Linked DNA regions of Homo sapiens: all the other regions are linked to region 2. The links are chromatin contacts, found by Hi-C or POLR2A ChIA-PET in ENCODE. All regions are on one chromosome and are shown on one strand. The core of a region is the stretch at or near the end of the contact, and the rest is flanking DNA. Distances in the headings are between cores, read along the strand shown.

Region 1 (5,515 bases), core at 652-3,151, 660 kb after region 2:
TTTTTGTATTTTTAGTAGAGACGGGGTTTCACCATGTTGGCCAGGCTGGTCTCGAACTCCTGGCCTCAAGTGATCCTGCCGCCTCGGCCTCCCAAAGTGCTGGGATTACAGGCGTGAGCCGCTGTGCATGTCCGGAATGCAATGTTAACAGTAGGATCTAGGCGGTTGGGTGTATGACTGCTCCCCGTAAGTTTTATAATATTGACGGATAGTTCAAAATATTTTCCTAATAAATTGTTGGAAAAAATAATACTTGACACTTCTTTGGTCATTTACAATTTAAGCTTTTAAGGAGAGAAACACAGATTAAAGAAACTCCTCTGTGGCATCCCACACAGGCACTATAGTTGGGACAAACCTGGATTCAAATCCTACCTCAACCTTGCAACTAGCTGTGTGATCTAAGTAAATTACTTAAGCCCTCAACACCTAAATTTCCTCATCTGCAAATAGGTTCTAGGAGGAGTTACTATGAAGTTAAATTCTTCACATAAAGGTCTTAGCTCAGTGCCAGGCACACAGTAAGCACTCAAAACATCAGCTGTAGCATCATTACGAGATTACTAATTTTACGCTAAGCTGAAAGGGCATTCTTCATAAAGTAGTAATTTTTTGCCCTTTTGCTAATTGATCGTTTCTGAAACCATTCCCAAAAGGAAGACTCCTAAAAGGAAACTTACTTCTTATCATGCTAAGCGGGGAGGAAGTAAAAGAAAAGTGAGGGATATTGCTCAATCGATAGTACAGTATTGTTCGCCATCTGAAAAAAACCACTCAGAATTAAATAAGGAAAGTTTCCAGACAAACTTTAAAAGGTATTCAAACAACTCCTATGTAGAATTGGCTTCACCTCTGCAGGTTGATTGGGTACATCCCTGTTATGAGAAAACTTGTCGTATTCTTCCAAGTCCCTAATTGCGAGTAAGAGGCTAGGCTAGAACATGACATTCATAGTAGCCAAAATCTTTCTCCTAAATCAGGACATGCCAACGATCCCACTTCTTCACAGGTAAGACCACCACCCCGACTTTGGTCTAGATAACGGCTATGGGGGGAGGGGAAAGGAGGCAGGAAAATGAATTCGCGATGGTGTTACTGAAGAACCCTCCGGTTATTTCTCCTGAGACCCCTCCACGACTTATTCCCGCCACCACCACCCCCACCTGACCTCTCCCCAGTTAACTTCCAGACTCTGATGTACTAAAGATGCACTAAAGATGCACTTAAGAATCTGACACCTCCCCTCCCTGGGCCTAGATATCCCACCCCAGTGCTGGGGAACGTCGGGGGGAGGAAGGCAAACAACGGCCCCCTCCCCTCCCCCCCACCCAGCACCAAATCTTTGTCCCACCTGCCGAGGGACCGCTCGCCAGCGCGCTCCGGACCCAAGGCTGCCTCAGACCTGCCCGCAACCTTGTCCTAACTGGGCCTCGGCGACCCCTCCACGAACCTGAGTATGGCCCATTCCCGGCCCCGGGCCGCGCCCCGCCCCCCGCCGCCCGAGTTCTGCCTCACCTCACCTACCCTCTTTCGGGGGCCGGACTCCACCTCTCTCTCCGCCATGTTGGGCCCCGCTCGGAACCGCTGCGGCTCCCCGCGCGGTGGCGGCGGTACCTCTCGGCCCCCCGGCCCCCGCCCACACTGCAGGCACGGCCGCCTCGCGGCAGCTTCCCCGGACCCGGCCGGGCCTTGCGCCGAGAGTGGGGAGGGGGCGGATGCCGCGCGCCGGGCCGCAGCTTCTGAGATCCCACGGGTCCGCGCGTGGGCGGGAGGGCCTGCCCGGGGACGGGGTGGGGGCCGGGACTCGGGGGGTTAATGGCCTCCAAGGGGCCCCGTGAGTAGGATTATTTTCTCTCAGAGAAATTCCTCCGCCTGCGGTTTCTTAAAGGGATCACCAAATCAGCCCCTTGCGCGCGCCCCTGATGCGCAGGCGCACCCTAAGTCCCTCCTTCCTTTCCCACCAAGCCCCCGGTCCTGAGCGTGCGCGGTAAGTGGCCATGGGTAGGCCAAATCCTGCAAGTCTCTTTGCTGCCAGCAGCTGCTCCCACCACTCAACTATGGCCGCTCCCTTAAAGGGACCATGACGCAGGGATGAAGGAGAAATGAAAGAAATTACTGGAAAGACAATCTGGAGAATTGGGTGCAATGTCAGTGAAGGGTTCCACATCACCATCTTACACCTGACTACAGTGGTACCATTGAAGAGGGAAAGTCATGGTAAGCTGAAGTTCTCAGTGGACCTCTGAACATGAAGAATCCCAAACCAATGAGGGAACAAGACAGTCATCTCAAGGAAAACCAACTTTCCTCCCTTTCGACTGCCTGTTCTGAAGCACAAGGCATAGAATATCAAGAGCCAACTCCTATAACCTCACCTTAAAATCAAAGCTTTTGGTGATTTTGAAGATTGAACCAACAACTGGAAATAATTTCTTCAATAGTAATTTATCCTTAGAACATCAAAATGGAGAAGGATCTTAGGGAACCATTTACTCCAGTGCTCCCAATGATAAAATTGCAGCCTGATCATGGGAAGGAATTTGTCCCAATGTAACTAATGGCTGGTGTGGAGTTGGAATCAAGATTACAGTCTCAGTCCTCCAGGCTGTCTTCAGGCGAGAGATAAATTTGGTTTAATTTGATATCCCTAGAAGATTAAAAATTGAAGTTTCATGGTATTTGGAGAATATCATAATTCTCTTGTGAAGATGTAATGATTTGCAGATGATGGGTGTCCTCATTCACCTCTATTGAAGGAGCTTGACAATCTGCCTTAAAGGATAAGCATCTTATTTCTAAGCAGGAAACCAGGAAGTAGATTTGGGTCTATCTTGTTCCAAAACTGGGTCCTAAGCTGAAAATCGCTGAAAAGAATGAGGGCTTCATTCATTCCTCTTCTGTTCATTCTAGTTCCCACAAGCTTTGGGTGCAGAAAAAATTAAGTTTATAATGATAGTTCAGGGACAGTGGGGAGACATATAGTAAGAAATACAAAGAAGATGCCTCCTGAAGGTCATTTCCCATGACAAGACATATTCAAGTGGGAATGATAACTCCTGAAGTCACAGGATAATGAGATGTAACTTCTGTTTTCTGTTTTATTTAGCACTTGGTAGCTATTCTGAAACAGATGTTTTCTAATCTGTAATATTTTGCTGAAAACTTTTGGTGAAATTGCTGGAAGTTTCCATACTGGCCTTGCTTATGCCTTTAGCACTGTCTTTAATTTCACTCCTCGGTAGGAGAGAAGAAAGAAGGACAAAGAAATATGTTCATTTCAGCCAGAATTTTAAAAACATGTTCCCTTTAGTTCCATGTCCAGGACAAGAAAGAAAAGAGGAGCCAAGAAAAGATAATTCCAGGGAATGTGGCTACATAAAACTTGTAGTGGTTTCCACCTGTTTTATTGGCAGTGGAATACTCCCTTCTAATAAAATCTGGTGGTTTAAAATGTGGAGCTGCTAAGTTGGGAGTGTAAGTGGGGAACCCACTAGTCTATTCACCCAGCTTCACCCTTGCACTCTCTCTCCTTTCATGCCCCCTCCCATCATTACAGAAATGTTGAGTTTCTCAGATCACAGTTTAAACTTATTAGTTTAGTCTAACTCCACATTTTCAAGATGAAGCCTCTGAGGCTTAGAGAAGATATGATTTGCTTGAGATCACACACAGGATTAGTAACAGTATCAAGACTGAAACAGACATCTTGATCCTCAGGGCTCTGTCCTACACAGACTGTTTCTGGAGGTATTAGCAATGTGTTAGGTCTCGAATAATAGGTGGGATTTGTGCATTTCAGATAATATACAAGCATAACATGAATGTTCAGGGCAGTCATCCATATGGAGGAATAAGACAAGAGAAAACCATTTAGTGAGCACTGAAAAGTTAATCATAATTTTATAGAAGGATTCACAGAGCTTAAGTGACTAGTCCAAGATCATTCAGCACAGAGGCCAAGTCAGAATTCAAAGCCTTGTTCTTTCTGACTTATTTGAAATATCGTAAAGTAGACATTGTAAATTGGTGGCCTTGTGACCAAATCTGTCCCACAGAAATGCATTTGATTTGTATTGTGTATAGCTATATGATCTTGGTCAAGGTAATTGTCCTGTGCCTCACTTTCCTTATCTGTAAAATGGGACACCAAGAGGATTAAATTAGTTAACATCTCTAAATCTCCTAGAACACTGTTGGTTCCTAATACCATATGAGTATCATTATTATTATTATTATTATTTTTTGAGACAGAGTCTCACTCTGTCATCGAGCTAGAGTGCAGTGGCGCGATCTGGGCTCACTGCAAGCTCCGCCTCCCGGGTTCACACCATTCTTCTGCCTCAGCCTCCCGAGTAGCTGGAACTACAGGCACCCGCCACCATGCCCGGCTAACTTTTTGTATTTTTAGTACAGACTGGGTTTCACTGTGTTAGCCAGGAGGGTCTTGATCCCCTGACCTTGTGATCCGCCTGCCTCGGCCTCCCAAAGTGCTGGGATTACAGGCGTGAGCCACCGCGCCCGGCCATTATCTTTTTTTTAAAAAAAAAAAGTTAAATCATATATCAACATTTTAAATGGGATATTTCACCTACAAGTTCAGTGCTCTGACTTGTTTCAAAAAAAAAAAAAAAAAAAAACTAGACTATAATGGGGCTAGTATCTTGCAAATATCAAACAGATTTCTTTTAACTTTCTTAAGTCATCTTCTGTCATAGACTCTTGCTTGAAATGTAGCCTTGAGACTTATTTTCCCAATCAGGAGAGAACAGAATGGAGAGAAAAAGAATTTGCTAAATTTTCTTAGTTCCATTTAATCTATGAAGCTCAGCACATAATAATTTCATAGAGTTTTTACATACTCCACAGGAAATGCCTTCCACCCAAATATCCTTCCATCCAGGACAGCTAAGCCATGAGGCTGCATATAGGGAAATAAAAGAAAAGTCTGACTCTTTTAATAAAAGGGTAGAGAGAAGAAGAACAAAGAGAAAAGTAAGAGAGGCATCATTGAGAGACATGTGCTCCTGTCTTCCCATTCCAGCTCTTCAAGGCAGAGAGGATTCTTACTCTGCTCCTGTTTAAGATTCCAAGTAGAGATGACTTGCAGACTATGCCCATACCAACAAGCAGACAGCCACATATGAGCAAAAGTCATGCCCTGATGTAGTTGGGAAAAAAGAGCAGGTCTGCATTTAGCTCCTCAGAGTGTCTCTCAGCCAGAGATGAATCCAGGTTTTACAGATCTTGAAGCTTACATGATGGGGGGAGAGGGAGGGTTTTTTTGTTTGTTTGTTTTGTTTTGTTTTTAAGAAAAAGAACACAGAATTACATACACAAAATTAGGTACAGGGTTTTGGGCGGAGCTCTGCAAGTGAGTGGTCCTTAGCTCCTGCGAGAGAAGATATCCAGAAGTTCCCACATACCCTGTAGAAGAATACGGAAAGTAGCCAAGAATGCTGGCTGGCAAGTATAGGAGGAAGTAGCTCTGTAAATTACACTGGGCCAGGAACAAAAA
Region 2 (5,036 bases), core at 2,498-4,997:
GGTGAAACCCCGTCTCTACTAAAAATACAAAAAATTAGCCAGGCATGGTGGTGCGCGCCTGTAATCCCATCTACTCGGGAGGCTGAGACAAGAGAATCACTTGAACCCAGGAGGCAGAGGCTGCAGTGAGCCAATATCATGCCACTGCACTCCAGCCTAGGCGACAGAGCAAGCAAGACTCCATCTCAAAAAAAATAAATAAATAAAAAGAAGATTGTTTTAAATACTAAATTGGGACCCTGATGGCATTACATATTTTAGTAGGTATTTTTGACCCATAATTTTTATCTACATCATTCAAATCCCAATCTTGATTTAGTTCTAGCTTCCCATATATGCAACTTTTATTCCTTTGGAACTTGGTTCCAAATAACTTTTCTAAAACTTTTATTATTAAATAAACACAGAACTCTAAAACAACTATTTTCAGACATGAATTTAAAAGTGTAAATAAGAAAGAAACAGTCTATTCACTTTTGCAAGACTGTATAAAACTTCCACCAAACATCAAACAATTTGCATGTCATTAATTTAAGGTAAAAGTAAATGTTTTTCTTCCATTATAAAGTGTAGTTCCTCTGTCCTAAACGGTAGTCTAACATTACCTGAAAACATAGACTAGAATAGTATGGACCTAAAAAATGAGTACTCAGGAGAAGTAACATCATCAAGCATTTCTGCAGCTCCCTATTCCCACTTTATTTAGAACTGAAACATAACCTATACTCTTAGTTCAGCAGTAATTAGACCATAAAAAACGGTGTTTCATCAGATGTTCCCCAACTAAAGAGTCACAGACACAGATGTTAAACTGTTGATTAATTTTTAACTAATTTCACCTTTTTTTTTGTTAAATCAAAGTTCTGATGGTACTAAATCAGTAGATTGCACAAGATATCCTTAAAAAGCATTTAAAATATTTCATATGAAAGAACAAATACTAACTTATATGGTATTTGTGTTCGAGGTTCCCTAATGTAAACAAATTTAACAGTTTTCTGTGTATCCACCGAGCAACTAGAATTTAAAATATCCTATCACAAGATGATTCCTGAGAATCTCCACAAAAAAGAAAAACTTATGGCAGAATTGGAAAGCCAAGATTCAATACTGAGTCAATAGACTTTTTGAGAACATTTATACTAAAATTTTAAAATCAAAATACGTGTCAAATGATGATTTTTTTTTTTTTTTTTTTTTTTTTTTTTTTTGAGACAGGGTCTTGCTCCGTCACCCAGGCTGGAGTTAGTGGCGCGATCATAGCTCACTGCAATCTCTGCCTTCTGGGCTCAATCCATTCTCCTGCCTCAGCCTCCCAAGTAGCTAGGACTGGAGACATGTGCCACAATTCTCGGCTAAGTTTTCTGTTTTTTGTAGAGGCAGGTCTCACTATGTTACCTAGGCTGGTCTCCAACTGCTGGGCTCAAGCGATCATCCTTCCTCAGCCTCCCAAAGTGCTGAGATTACAGGCATGAACCACCACACCCAGCCTAAATTATGGATTTAAAATTTAGTTGCACAGCTATGCTTTCAACTTAAAGCTAAGCATACCAATTATATACAAGTCTCAGGAATAATGAAAATTTTGTTTCTGATGACAATCTTGAGCCAAAGTATAGCTTATCTTCATTATTAGGCTACATTCAATCATGTATAAACTGTACTGAAGAAAAAACTTTACTTTTCAAGAGACCCAGGCATATAGTTGATAATCTAACTACACACTTCCCCAAATGTGAAGACAGCTAAATGGGTATCCATTTCAGCAATGGGACACCCAAAAAAGAAGAGGTAAAATGTATTTTCTGAGCTGTACTTGGCTTAGTTGTACCAGTTGACTAGGTGGTTTGATGTAACAAATGTTTTCTAAGACATTTCCCATATATATGGGCACAATATCATATGAAAAACCCTAAGGAGAAAAAGAAAAAACTTTAAAAACTTTTTTGAAATATCTTTAAAAGTTTTGGGATGATTAATAAAGGGTCTGACCTTCATGACTTGTTTTCCAGACTTGACAACAGGACAGTTATGTACAAAGATCACCTATGGTCCCAAATAATCACATCTCCTGTACAGTAAAACAGTAGTATGGTAATTTTTTTAAAAGGGCAGGACAGTTTCAGAAATACACAAATCAAAACTGAATAAGAGTCGAAATCTTTTCACAATCCAGACAGACCTTTTAAGACGATATGGGGGAAAGCGAAACAATGGAGCAGGAAAAAGAGATATGGTCTAAATTGATTAGAGAAACTTCCATGTAACAAAATTTGTAAAAAAAAAAAAAAAAAATTTGTAACTCTCTCCCCATCTCATCTCCCCAGTTTGAGTGCTTTTTTGCAACCATTTGACACGTAATCTATTCAACAAAGTTCTTAGCTATCGTTATGTCACTGGTTTCTTTTACGTAAGTTTTTCTTATATCAAATTGGCAAAAAGAGATATGGAATTCAGGAACTTGTAACACCATTAGTAACAAGACAGCCCCGCAAATATTTTGAAAATTAATTTACGAACTTGTGATCGTCTGAAGCATACTTTCAAATTTAATAAGCCAAGCATGATCATTTGTTAGGCAAACCGTTATGCAACACCTTTCTGTCCCTGAATTAATTACTTTAGAACCATAAACAATACTTTTCCTTTTTTAAGGACAAGTACTATCCATGTTGCAATTTTCTCTTAAGACTGCAAAACTGCTGCTCTTGCCCCCAGAGATAAAGCAGTTTTCTTAAATTCCAAATTTCCAGGAATATGACAACTACTTCTCTAAGGAATAGAGAATGAAAAAAAATATACTGTCAGCAATTTTAAGAACCACCTCCTCGTATAAGCAGGGATCCAGGCTGCTATGACATTTCCAAGCTCCTCAGAAACTATCTACCATGCTGCCACAAACAACAGAAAAGAACTCGAGGGTAGGAGCAATGCCATGTTGAATTTAACGTTGCACCAACACCTCCTTCGAACTTAATCTGAAGTTATCCGTTATCTCAGCCTATCTTCACAACTATCCTAAGAGGTAGGTAAGGGAGCTGGCTGGCTGCCCAGCCTCTACGGAACACACAACCTGGCTAAAGGACACGCACTCCAACTAGACAATGGCAAACCATTCTAAAGTCTAGAAGAAGGGTACTCCAGCAAAGAGTAATGCCGCCTAGATAACCCCAAACTTAAATCCTCCAAGCGTTTCCCCGCCTCGCAGTTTCGCCGACTCAGGGGCCCCCGGGGAACTGGGGCTGGGCTGCGGGGAGGTCGCGGAGGAGCAGGGCGAGGGGCGGGAGACCGAGCGATGCCCGCCCGACGCTCACCTCGCGCACCTGGGCCGGGCGGGAGGAGCAGGGATGCTCAGAGGACAGTAGCTGGGTGACATCCCCTACCTGGCCCAGCTACTCTGACTCACCTGCGGAGCCGATTTCCATTCATGGAGCTGGGGGGAGTGCTTCGAGGGAGAACGGAGCCCGCCACTGGCGGCAAGGAGGCGGCCCGGGGGGCGACGCGGCGCGACGCGACGGGCACTCTCACTCGGCCCCGAGGCGGGGGCGGCGACGGCTTCCCCTGAGCAACCGCACTCCGAAAGCTCTGGGCCGGAAGAGTCGCGGACGGAAAACGGCACAGGACTAGGCGAGAGGAAGGGGAGATGTGAGGCGCGGACAGAGGGGAGTCCCGTCCGGAAGTTGCATCGCCCGCGGCCGCCGACGCTCCCACCGCTCCTCCACGACTGCGGGCCGCCGCCGCCGACCTGCCCGGGGCCGCCCCGGAAGCTCGCCGGCGTCAGTTCCGCTGCCTGGCTTGCCCGGCGTCCTCGCCTCGCCTCTGGGCCCCGAGCCGTGCCGGAGCGACGTCGGGGCAGGAGCGGCCGGCGCGGAGGACGCCGGGGAGGTGTCCGGGAGCCGGGCCACATGCGGCGGGCTCGGCCGTACCCCGCCGGGCCGTGCCGGCCGGAGACAACGCGGAGGGGCAGGACTACTCGCGCCGCACGAGTGGGGGCGGTGCCTGTCTGCGACGACGTCGCGGCTGGCGGCGGGGCTTACCTGAGGAGTAGCCTACCTGGAGCCGGCGGGTGAAGGACCCCGAACTGCCGCGGAGGCCCCGAGCCGAGCCCGCTGGGGTAGGGCCACCCTCCTTCCTGAGCCCCCGCCACGCCCAGTCCGATCCACCCCACGCGCCGCCTCCTCACAGGCGGTCAAGTGACCACCGCAATTGACCTAAGTCCTAGGCTGCTTTAACGACCATTTTTAGGAAAAAAAAAATGTATTATAGTTTGGAAAAGATGACTAACAAACAGGACACTACACAAACATCAGATCGAGTAATTTCCATGTTTAAAACTCTTTAATAGCGCCTCGTCACACTTGAAAACCCAAACTCCTTTCCAGGGTGAAAACGCACGGCGTAAATGGGCCCCGCCTGTGCTACAGCTATACTGGTTGGCTTCCAATTCTCCCAACGGGCCAACCGCTGCTTTTTTCTGACTTGGAGCTTCTCTGCTTTTGGTTCCCTTGGCCAGGAACCCTCTCTCTCTTCTCCACCCTCCCCTTACGCCCTACCCCACAGCTTTTTTTTGCGTCTCAACGAAAGACATCTGAGACGCCTTTTCCGGACCACCCATCTATGGTGGGGCACCTGTTAGTCTACTACAGTATTGCCTTGGTAGCCCTTTGCCCAGTCTGTTATTTATTTACTACTTGTGTGCCCCCCACCTCACTTGAATGTCAGGCAAATATTAGGTCCTTAATAAATATTTGTTGCCTTAATGAAACATACTATTTTATTCAGGCTGAGGAATCATTCATAATTTCTCCCCATGTCCCTATGCTTCAGTAATACGGTTTTTTTTAATCAAAATAATTTTTTAAAGAGGAAAAGGAGAAAGAATATCCTATCTTCAGTTCCCCTCACTGTGGGACTTTGGATCAGTCACTTGATCTCTCTGGGCTTCAATTTTCTTATCTGAAAAATTGAGAGAACAGCATGTACCTTACACAGTTTGTAAGGTTAGGTAATATACATAAAGCACAGAGAAAATCCTC
Region 3 (5,308 bases), core at 185-2,684, 520 kb before region 2:
CGCGACAAGAGTGAAACTCCATCTCAAAAAAAAAAAAGTGATGTCTTCTGACATTTAGCTTAGCAGCCAGTGCAAGGTAGAAGAGAGAAAAGAACAGTGATACAGAGGAACATAGCAATGCAGACAGAAAAACAAATGAAGGGATGAATGTAAGAAAGGTGTTGGAGGAAAAAGCATAATATGATGACTGATAAAAGACCCTGGGAAACAGATTTGGAAGCCAAGGCCCAAGTTTCAAGTTTGAGTAGCTGGAGGGAAAGATAATTAGTAGGTTTTGGAAGTACTGAAATTTACAGAAATGGTTGTTCATCAGAGTAAAAATATACAGCAGATGGCAAAAAGTAATCCTGGAGCTTAAGATGGAGGTAAGGAAGGGAGTCGCTGCCCTCAAAGAGAAATGGTTGGGGCCGGGCGTGATAGCTCACGCCTGTAATCTCAGCACTTTGGGAGGCCCAGGCGGGCAGATCACCTGAGGTCAGGAGTTCCAGACCAGCCTGGCCAACATGGTGAAACCCCGTCTCTACTAAAAATACAAAAATTAGCCGGGCATGGTGGCGGGCGCCTGTAATCCCAGCTACTCGGGAGGCTGAGGCAGGAGAATCGCTTGAACCCTGAAGGCGGAAGTTGCAATGAGCCGAGATGGCGCCACTGCACTCCAGCCTGAGCGACAAGGGCAAAATCCGTCTCAAAAAAAAAAAAAAAAGAAAAAAGAAATGGTTGGGAGGCCTTCGGAACAGCGTCGAGGAGGGAACTTCCCAGAGCCCCCAGGCGCATCCTCTGGGAACTGGACACACGGGGACGGACGGGACTGGTTTGCTTCATGGAGTATGAAACCAGGAGGGGCTTCACTTCAAGTAAACTTTTGGGAGGCGATGCAAACGACTCAGGACTTCTGATCCTTCCCTCGTCTAAAAGAAAAGTCAGTTACCATTTTTATTGAGTGCTTTCGGGGCCTTTCCATGATCTGACTGATTCCTCTCAGCCGCCCTGTGATGTGAGTGCCAGCTCCATGTTACGTAAGAGGAAGCCAAGGCTCAAACCCTGCCCGAAGTCACACAGCAAGAAATCACGAGCCGTGATTCCAACCCAGGTCCGTCTGACCCGAGCCTGCTCTAATGCCGTTCTGCCTGGGCTTTCCTCTGTTATAGGAACCTGAGGCCCCGCGCCAGCGGCCGGGGTCCCAAGCGCCGGGCTGGCTGTGTCGAGACCACCCCCAGCCCTGGCCCGGCCCTCGCCCTTTCGAGGGAAACCTACTCTCAGAAGCACAGCTCCCCAGCCGCGCCCAACGCCGCGCCGGCCTCTGGCTCGGACCAATCCCCCCGGGACGGTCCACCACCCAGACCAATTAGCTCCCGTCTTCAGGGCACCTCCCACCAAACCGCCTTCTGATTGGCTCGCTCTTCCCGTCACGGCGTTGCCCCAGCAACCGGACTATTGGGACGCTGCGGCCTGGCCTTCAGGCCACTGGCTACCGAACCCCGGGGCTCTTCACCAGTCCAGCTCGTTTCCAGCACCATGTCGGTGCGGACGCTACCGCTGCTCTTCTTGAACTTGGGCGGGGAGATGCTTTACATCCTCGACCAACGGCTGCGGGCCCAGAACATCCCGGGAGACAAGGCCCGCAAAGGTGAGAGGCCCCCGGCCCGCTCAGCCAGACCCGCAGCCAGCAGCCCGGCCCTCTCATCATCGCCCTAACACCCACAGCCAGACCCGCACCCCTACACACTTCACTCTTATAACCAGGGACCTTTCTTACAAGCCACATCCATTTGGAGCCCCTCGGGAGTCAAATCCCCCCAAAAGCTTTTTTCACAGCAGAGGAACTTAATACTCCCAGTGGACACTAGGGTGCCTGACCTCCCTAATTTCCCCATCTCTTCAAATGGGAGAGGTGATTTCCCAGTCTCTCTTGTCAATCAGTGCCTTCCAAATGTAGGAGTCCCAGCTGCCCACCATCTAGTATCATACCCCTTGCTAGTCCAAGCATCCTCTTTACCCCCAAGGAACAGGTTCTGATTTTTTTTTTTTTTTTTTTTTTTTTTTTTTTTTGAGACAGGGTCTCGCTCTGTCGCCCAGGCTGGAGTGTGTGGCACGATCTCGGCTCACTGCAACCTCTGCCTCCTGGGTTCCAGCGATTCTCGTGCCTCAGCCTCCCAAGTAGCTGGGATTACAGGCATGCACCACCACACCCAGCTAATTTTTGTATTTTTAGTAGAGATGGGGTTTCACCATGTTTCCCAGGCTGGTCTTCAATTCCTGGACTCAAACGATCTGCCCCCCTCGGCCTCCCAAAGTGCTGGGATTATAGGCGTGAGCCACCGCGTCCAGCCCAGGTTCAGATTCTTAATTTCTTTATGGTAGTATCTTCCCACATAAGCTGGAGATTGGTCTTACTCATCTCAGAAGTATTTCTAGAAATTTGGTGTTCTAAAATAATATAGATAAATATGAAAAAAATAAGAAAGTTATAAATCTCCTCACAAGTGTTGGAGGGGAATACAATTGTGAAAATAATTATATGAGAGCTTCGAAAATGCAAAATCTGCCTCCCATGGACACCACACTAATCCCCAGAAAAATGACGACTCAGAACACTCTGCCACTCTGTTCCTTTTCCTCTTTTCCTCCCTTCTCGGCAAACAACTTGCTTATACCAAATTTCCTAGGATTAAGTATGAAGGAAATATTATATTTCAAAGTGGAGGAGGAAAAGTTGAAAAGGCAATTGACATGGCCGCCAATTAAAACATTCTCTCCATTAATCTTTGTATGCTCAATTGATGTTCAACATACATATTCAGATGCTAAGCATACATATTCAGATATTAACTATTGTGTGTGTGTGACTGAGTGCAAGTCCATGCATAAAGAGCTAAAAATAACTCCCTATAACATACCCCCTCCATTCATTCTGCACATTGCCGCCAATGAGCTTTCTAAAATGTGTATCTGTCCAAACTTGCCCCTGCCTAAAACCCTTTGTCAGCTTTCCACTGCCATCTGGGTTAAGACCAAGTCCTTGCACAGGCCATTTCAGGGCCCTTCCTTATCTGATCTCTGTCTTCCTCTGCAGTCCCTTCTTCCACCACTGCCTGCCTCCTGTTTCCCAATAATACCAAACTGCTCATAGATCTCCGCTTAAACCATGTTTGTTCGTATTTCTGTGCTAGTAATTCCCATCCCTACATTCTTCCCCTTCAATCCTGCATTATTCGGCTTAAGAATCATCTCCTTCAGGAATCCTCCCCATATGCAGAAAGGGCCTGTGCATGCTCTCATAGCAGCCTGTGCTCCCATAGCACCCCATGCCTGCTCCTCAGTACCTTACCACTGGCCATGCTATACTGAAATGATCTGTGTATATGTCTATCTCCCGCTTGATTGTCTTATTCATCTTTGTACTCCAGCACCTACCATAATTCCTAGACCAGAATAAATTAGTGATCACAAAATGTTTTTTGAACTGATTATCTAAATTGGCAGTTTTATATAGCATTGTCATTTTTCCTTTGAGAGGGTTCTGTTTTCCTTGGTGCCTGTGTGATCTGATTTCATTCAGGCTAGTGGCACCAATGAGGTGACATGCTGGAGTCCTCAGACTGGTAGGTAGTCTGCATCTTGGAAGATAGTGTAAATTAGCAATTAAGAACATACTCTCTAGAGTCTTACAGACCTGGATCCCAATTCCAGCTTTACCATTTAACTAATTGCATGCCCTTTGGGTGTAACCTCTATAAACCTGTTTCTCCATAAAATGGTAATAATACATATATGTTAAAGCAAAGTTGTAAGGATTGAATGAAATAATGTATTTAATATGTTTAACACAATGAGTAATAGGTATCTTTCAAGAGGAGGTCTGGACAAGGCCCTTGGAATACTAGAGGACAGCTTTACCTTTAGGAGTTATAGCCTTTTTTCTGCTTTTGCTAAATATGGTTTTGGGAGTTTCGGCCATCTTTAGTAATTTACATTCGCACACTCATTCATTCCACAGATTTTGACTGAGTGTCAAACACTATGTGAGATACTATATGGAGCCTGATGCAGCCCTTCTGGACATTCACTGGAGGTAGGGCTATTGATCAGTCCACTCCAGTAACTGATTCTAGTGACAGCAATCAACAATAAAACAATGAAAAATCAAGCACTTACTTTGTACCAAGGGCTCCTCTTAAACACCTTAATCCTCCCAACTATTGTAACACATAGGTAATATTACTATCCCCATTTTACAGATGGAGAAACTAAGACTAATTTGCCCAGAGTTACATGGCTGGTAGGAGGAAAAGTAAAGGATTTGAGCCCAAGGCATCAGGCTCCAAAGTTCATACTCAGCCAATGTCCCCTTACTATAACCAATGTCCCCTCATATAACCAATGTCCTCATACTCAGCCAATGTCCCCTTACTATAACCACTTAGTCCCCTTACTATAACCACTATACTCTGCTGCCATACCTTGGGGACTATATCAGAATCTTAGTGGGGGTTGGTAGGTCAGGAGGAGAGGGAGGAGTCTGAAAAATATATATCCAATATACCCACTGATTTTATCAAATAAATGACAAAATAGTTGGCTGTTGGAGATCTGTAGAAGATAGAGTGAGAAAACAGGGTAGAGAGCATAGGATTCAACGGGCTGAGAAATACTCATGTCTTCCACCTATTCCACCATTTAAAGTTGTTGTGGCCACAGGAGCGAGAGCCCCTGTAACAGATCCCTGTACACAGGAGCCTATAAAACACTAGACTTGGTAAACTAGTCCTCTTCGAAGCTTTGAGTGGAAATCATATTTCTTCTAGATGTTTTCATTATCTTATACGACTAATTGGTCTCCTGGAGGCCATCCCTGTTCCCACAAGGCCAAGGCAGATGTTGCAGCTTCCCCCACAACGCAGCCTCTAGTTTAGCATTCAACAGAAAGGAAGTGCTCTCTCTATGAGGCAACTATCGAGTGTTGCATATTGAATGTTGTCTCCTGTTTAAAGCAATGGCGAGAATAATAAAAGCTACCTTTGCCTCTTAAAAATATTTATAAATAAGACCTTATTATCTTTTGCTTACATTCCTCATTTTACAGGAGAGGAAACTGAGGCATGTGGCCACAAAGTGATTTTTCCAAGACATGCCAATCACAGTGTAGCACAAGCAACCAAAGGGCAGTGAGACTCTGGTTTTATTTTTCTAGTTCCAGTTTAACGACTAGCTCTGAATAGCCTTGGGCCTGCCCCCACTCAAAACAGAACTAAAGTGGAGTTGTCACAAATAAGTCATCTGGAGAAATAATAGAAAAAGAGGGTGTTTC
Region 4 (5,123 bases), core at 1,406-3,905, 900 kb after region 2:
TATTTTTAGTAGAGACAGGGTTTCCTCATGTTGGCCAGGCTGGTCTCAAACCCCTGGCCTCAAGAGTTCCGCCCGCCTCAGCCTCCCAAAGTGCTGCTATTATAGGCATGAGCCACTGTACCCGGCCACAAAGGTCTTTTAAGTTCATCAAAAGACACCAATAACAGAGTGAAAAGGCAAGCTACCGAGTGGGAGAAGATATTTGCAATATATACAGTAGTCCCTCCCTTATCCATGAGGATATGTTCGAAGATGTTCCACAGATGCCTGAAACCTCCAGTAGTATCAAACCCTATATATGCTATGTTTTTTCCTATACATACATACCTATGATAAAGTTTAATTTATAAATCAGGCACAGAAAGAGACTAACAACTAACAATAGAACAATTATAACAATAGACTTTAATGAAAGTTGTTTAAAACTTATGAATTATTTGTTACTGGAATTTTCCATTTAATATTTTCAGACCGTGGTTGAGTGTGGGTAACTACGACTTCAGAAAGCAAAACCGTGGATGAGGGGGGCTAGTGTATATTCAAAAAAGACTTATCTTAGTGTATTCCTGATTGCCAAAAGAAAATGCCACAGACTGTGTAATTTATAAATAGTAGAAATTTATTTCTCACAGTTCTGGAGGTTGGCAAGTCCAAGATCAAGGCACTGGCAGATTTGTTGTCTTGGAATTACTCTCTAATTCCAAGATGAAACTTTGTTGTTGTCCTCTTGCTGGGAGGAACATTGTTATCATACAGTGAGGGGTTAAAAGGGCAAAAGGAATGAATCTTTGTGAAGGGCATGAATGCCCTCTTTTGTAAGGGCATGAATCCCATTCATGAGGATGGAGTCCTCATAGCCTAACCCCTCCCAAAGGCTCCACTTCTTATACCATCGCCTTAATGTTTAAGTTCCAATATATGAATTTTGAAGGGACACATACATTCAAACCATAGCAGGATTCATATCTAAAATATATGCCCATAAGAAAATGTCAATCCAATACAAAAATGAGCAAGAGACTTGAACAGGCACTTATGGGGGATATCCAGATACCCAAGGAACAAGAAAATGGGCTCATCCTCATTAATAATCTGGGAAATGCAAATTAAAACCACAGTGAGATACCACTATGCCCCCATCAGAATGGTTATAATTAAAAAGATATGCAGCAGTAATTATTGGCAAGGATGTTGGGAAACTGAAACTCTCATACATGGCTGAAGGGAGTATAAACTGAAACCACCATTTTCTAAAATTGCCTGAGATTATCTACCTAAATTTTACATATACATAACAAGCAATTTCACTTTTAGGTATGAACCCAACAGAAATGTGTGCATATGTATCACTGTTAAATAAAACTTGTAGGCCATTGTTTCGGGCTAAGCTCCTGCAGTAGGTCTCAATGAACCAGACTAAAAATCAAAATGGAGTCACTCACACTGAGGTTCCATGTCATCAAATGGAAACTACGTTGTTATTTGAAGTTCTGAAAAGTCAGGAAAAAGAGATAATAAGAGTCTAATTTCCCCTGAGTGCCAGTTTCAATTAGCATAATAATGAAATTTCTTCTGCTTTAATCGTTACCAAAAAAAGATAAACTGAAGTTACCTGATGTTAACCAATCAGTTATTTCTCTATTGTTTTGTTTCTTGGTTCTGCTTTACAAGGAAATTAACTTATTTATTTATTTTTTGGAAAGTTACTTTGAAATGAACCAATCTGTTTTTTGTTCTTTACTTCTGCTTTCTCCAGCCCTTCTCTGTCTATAAAACCTACCTCTTCTGCTCAGCTCATTGGAACACTTGTTCTATTTTATGGAATGAAGTGCTGCCAGATTCTAGAATCACAAATAAAGCTAATTGAGATATTTAAATTAAATTTGTTGTAATTTTGTCTTTTAACATCACCAATGACAAGAATGTTCACAGAAGCATTATTCCTAATAGCCACAAATTGGAAACAACTCAAATGTCCATCAGTAGTAGATGATTAAAATTGTATCATATTCATAAAATAGAATACTATACAGCAGTCAAAATGAATGAACAGTCACAAATCATACACGTATCTGTGAAACAATGTTGAATTAAAAAAACCAAATCTCAATTTTGAGCAAGTTTTTTCATTTATATCTCAAGAGATTAAAAAATTATACCTCTTAGGGTTAAATGGTGAGGATTAAGTGGGATGGTGCATGTGAAGTGCTCAGCAAGCCAAGTATTATTTAATATCATGCTCTCTCAGTAGGCCACCTTTCAGGAAATGGGCACTAAAGGATGCTACAGATTAGCTAGGTGTGGTGGCACGTGCCTGTAAGCCCAGCTACTCGGGAGGCTGAGGCAGGAGAATCGCTTCAACCCAGGAGGCGGAGGTTGCAGTTAGCCGAGATTGTGCCACTGCACCCCAGCCTGGGCAACACAGTGATACTCTGTCTCCAAAAAAAAAAAAAAAAAAAAAAAAAAAAAAAAAAAAAAAAAAGAATGCTATAGAGCACTTACAGCGCCTTCTAACGCCATCTCCACCTTTTCACTATTGAGCCTCGGTCTCTTTAAGAAGTGAACCATAATTGAGGAAAGAGGAATGCTGGGAAGTTCTACTCAGCTCAGGTCCGGAGCCTGACGGGAAAAGAGGGCGGAGACCAAGGCTGCGCAGGCGTGGTTGGCCGGTCGTTGCGTTGGGATGGATCAGGCGGAATTCCAGAAGAGAAAATAATCCCTGTCTAGATGCAGAGGACTTGGTTCCTATTCCAGTGCTCCTCCGGTAGCAGGGAGGCGACAGAAGGTGGGTGCGGCCGCAGTGGTAGTGGGCGGGACGGCGGGGCGGAGGCCACACCACGTGACGAGGCGTTGCGGCGGGGGCGGTGCCAGGTGGGCTACGCGGCTGGGGCGGCTGCGGATATCGCCTTAGGGACGCGTTGACATTCACTGGCTAGTCCACCGCTCTCAGTCGGAGACCACATTGCCTCGTTAGTCCTCAATGATGGGAGTGGGAATTCTTGGTGGGAAGGAGAATTTCGGAAAGCGTGCGGTTCTCAGAGGAGGGATGAGCGCCCGTAGATATTTTGTGGCGAGTGCGCAAAAGTTCTCATTTCTTCTTTGGAACAGGCTTTTCAACCAGTTGTCCGTTTCCATCCCGGACTATTCGGATAAAGACAACTTTGAAGAGCTTTTTGTTTTAGGTTTAATTCGTCCCGTTTAGTTCTTTGACTTTTAGGGGAAGGGAATTTACTGAATGGCCAATTGAGTTTCTTTTCTACAGGAAGGCGATTGTGAAGCGGGGCTCTGAGGGGCTTGATGCCCCCCACCCCTCACACGGAGACCTTGAAAGAGGCAGGTGACTCACTTTCAGTAAGGGCGTTCCTGTTGTTCGCCTGCGATGGATGGCATCTTGAGCTCACATCTAGCGTTAGGCCGAGAAATGGGGCCCTTAGGGAGGCTTCCAGTGAAGGTTGAGTTATAGGTCAGGGCCGGGAGGTTGTTGTGCCCCTCTTTGAGAAATAAAAGCCGACGTGGGCCTCTAAGTACTGATTCTTATGGGGTCAGAAACTATTTCTTGAGTCCGTTCTTCTCAGAGTTTATTACTTCCTCCCACGTCTTGGTCTGCTGGTCTAATTCCCTTCAATAACCTTCAACATAGGAAAAAACCAGAGTGTGTTGTGTGTCTTTAAAGATATTAGAGAAGTGGGAGCTGTTGCCCCAAAACTGTTTTCTTATGTAGCTACTGAAGGAACAGAAAGCAGGAAGAAAGAAAAAAGTTAGTTGTGGCCCCAGAAGAGTTGTTTTTCAAATGCCGAGCCGTGAAGCCTCATGCACTCAACACAAAGTTTTTCTTTCATATAGATAAGCCTGAAGAAAAAAGAATAAGCCTGAGTATGTATTTTAGGTGTCCAACTATCCATTACCAAGAAGAAATCTATTCGTTTGAGCCTGAGACACTCTTTGAGGTAAAAAATTAGAATGAAAGAACCTTTGGATGGTGAATGTGGCAAAGCAGTGGTACCACAGCAGGAGCTTCTGGACAAAATTAAAGAAGAACCAGACAATGCTCAAGTAAGCATTTCATCTTCATTTAAAAATTTAAAAAAATTCCTTCTTTTCCATCTGGTCAACTGAAAAATTTTAGTTAAACGGCTTCTGGTTTGTAAGTTTAAAATAACCCAAACTGAGACAGGCTCTCGCTGTCGCTGAGGGTGTAGTGCAGTGGTGCGATCTCCTTAGCTCACTGCAGCCTCCACCTCCCAGGCTCAAGTGATCTTCCCACCTCAGCCTCCTGTGTAGCTGGGACCACAGGGCACACACCAACATGCTCAACTATTTTTTTGTATTTTTGGTAGAGACGGGGTTTGGCCATGTTTCCCAGGCTGGTCTCAAACTCCTGAGCTCAAGCAATCCACCCACCTTGGCCTCCCAAAGTTCTGGGATTACAGGCATGAGCCACCATTCCTGGCTGGTTTTTTGCTCTTTGAATGAAAGCTATAACTACATGATTTTTTTGTGTGTGGAAGGAAAGTAATATATTTACCATTTTTCCATACTTGTCACTTAAAAAAAATTCTCTTGTATCTGGTAGTACTTTCCTTTATTCTGTTAAGAATTTGTGGTCTGTGCTAGTCTCTGGGGATCCAGGATTGAGCAAAGTCAGCTTAGTCCCTTCCCTTGTAGAGCTTATATGTTAGTAGAGGAGGCAGAGATTACAAAAGTATTGGTCAAGTAATATATATAATTACAAACTATGACAAGTACTCTGGAAGAAAAGCCTAAAATGGGGAATCTGACCTAGTTTTGGTTGTGGTCTGCCTGGGGATGGCTAGGGAAGGCCTCTCTAAGGGAAGGATGTGTAAGCTGAATTATGAAGAATGAATTGATTAGGCAAAGGGTATGGAGAAGAGTATTACAGACAGAGGGAACTGTGAATAGGAAAGCCCTGAGTTGGAAAGATGCATGGTTCTTTTTAAGACCTGCAGGAACAGTGAGCCTGGAACAGAAAAGGTATGAAAATGGTGATGATGATAATGATTAAAACAACAACAATAAAAATAGCTGGCATTAGTATATCAGTATGTAGTATATATTATATCATAATCATATGTGACATTATTAACTTAATATTTATATATGCT

Evidence for each region. A loop is a pair of places that touch in the nucleus more often than their neighbours do. ChIA-PET counts read pairs that join two places held with the same protein, here RNA polymerase II (POLR2A). Pooled maps may share reads with other maps.
Region 1: a loop to region 2 is called in a pooled map, with 10 times the contacts of the local background. The contact joins the promoter of ZMYM4 here to the promoter of AGO3 in region 2. A Hi-C loop is called at or near these places in 7 of 50 pooled maps. POLR2A ChIA-PET finds 5 or more read pairs at or near these places in 2 of 52 experiments (GM12878 and activated CD8-positive, alpha-beta T cell).
Region 3: a map of CD8-positive, alpha-beta T cell shows a loop between it and region 2 (21-fold over the local background). The contact joins the promoter of OSCP1 here to the promoter of AGO3 in region 2. A Hi-C loop is called at or near these places in 4 of 168 maps with a recorded cell type or tissue (CD4-positive, alpha-beta memory T cell, CD8-positive, alpha-beta T cell and naive thymus-derived CD4-positive, alpha-beta T cell), 1 of 37 single-sample maps with no recorded cell type and 15 of 50 pooled maps. POLR2A ChIA-PET finds 5 or more read pairs at or near these places in 5 of 52 experiments (CD4-positive, alpha-beta T cell, CD4-positive, alpha-beta memory T cell, GM12878 and 2 more).
Region 4: a map of CD8-positive, alpha-beta T cell shows a loop between it and region 2 (9-fold over the local background). The contact joins the promoter of ZMYM6 here to the promoter of AGO3 in region 2. A Hi-C loop is called at or near these places in 2 of 168 maps with a recorded cell type or tissue (both CD8-positive, alpha-beta T cell), 1 of 37 single-sample maps with no recorded cell type and 9 of 50 pooled maps. POLR2A ChIA-PET finds 5 or more read pairs at or near these places in 4 of 52 experiments (CD4-positive, alpha-beta T cell, PC-9, activated B cell and 1 more).

The regions. Positions count from the first base shown.
Region 1 is chr1:35,265,095-35,270,609 of GRCh38, reverse strand. It overlaps ZMYM4 (zinc finger MYM-type containing 4), which reads right to left and starts at 1,901. Exons shown (of 30, transcript NM_005095.3): 1 at 1,525-1,901. The coding sequence starts at 1,563. RefSeq lists silencers at 1,382-1,511, 1,582-1,941 and enhancers at 2,072-2,131, 2,152-2,211.
Region 2 is chr1:35,929,816-35,934,851 of GRCh38, reverse strand. It overlaps AGO3 (argonaute RISC catalytic component 3), which reads right to left and starts at 3,747. Exons shown (of 19, transcript NM_024852.4): 1 at 3,407-3,747. The coding sequence starts at 3,425. AGO1 (argonaute RISC component 1) reads right to left here. Exons shown (of 19, transcript NM_012199.5): 19 at 4,320-5,036. RefSeq lists enhancers at 2,560-3,082, 3,083-3,607, 3,608-4,131 and silencers at 3,245-3,584, 3,595-4,104.
Region 3 is chr1:36,446,577-36,451,884 of GRCh38, reverse strand. OSCP1 (organic solute carrier partner 1) reads left to right here and starts at 1,434. Exons shown (of 10, transcript NM_145047.5): 1 at 1,434-1,627. The coding sequence starts at 1,516. It overlaps LOC107984940 (a long non-coding RNA gene), which reads right to left. Exons shown (of 3, transcript XR_001737976.2): 3 at 2,320-2,427. RefSeq lists a silencer at 1,039-1,308 and an enhancer at 5,223-5,308.
Region 4 is chr1:35,029,477-35,034,599 of GRCh38, reverse strand. ZMYM6 (zinc finger MYM-type containing 6) reads left to right here and starts at 2,655. Exons shown (of 16, transcript NM_007167.4): 1 at 2,655-2,785; 2 at 3,887-4,053. The coding sequence starts at 3,961. LOC124903990 (a long non-coding RNA gene) reads right to left here and starts at 1,880. Exons shown (of 2, transcript XR_007065739.1): 1 at 1,443-1,880. RefSeq lists enhancers at 2,466-2,645, 2,302-2,826, 2,827-3,353 and a silencer at 2,816-2,935.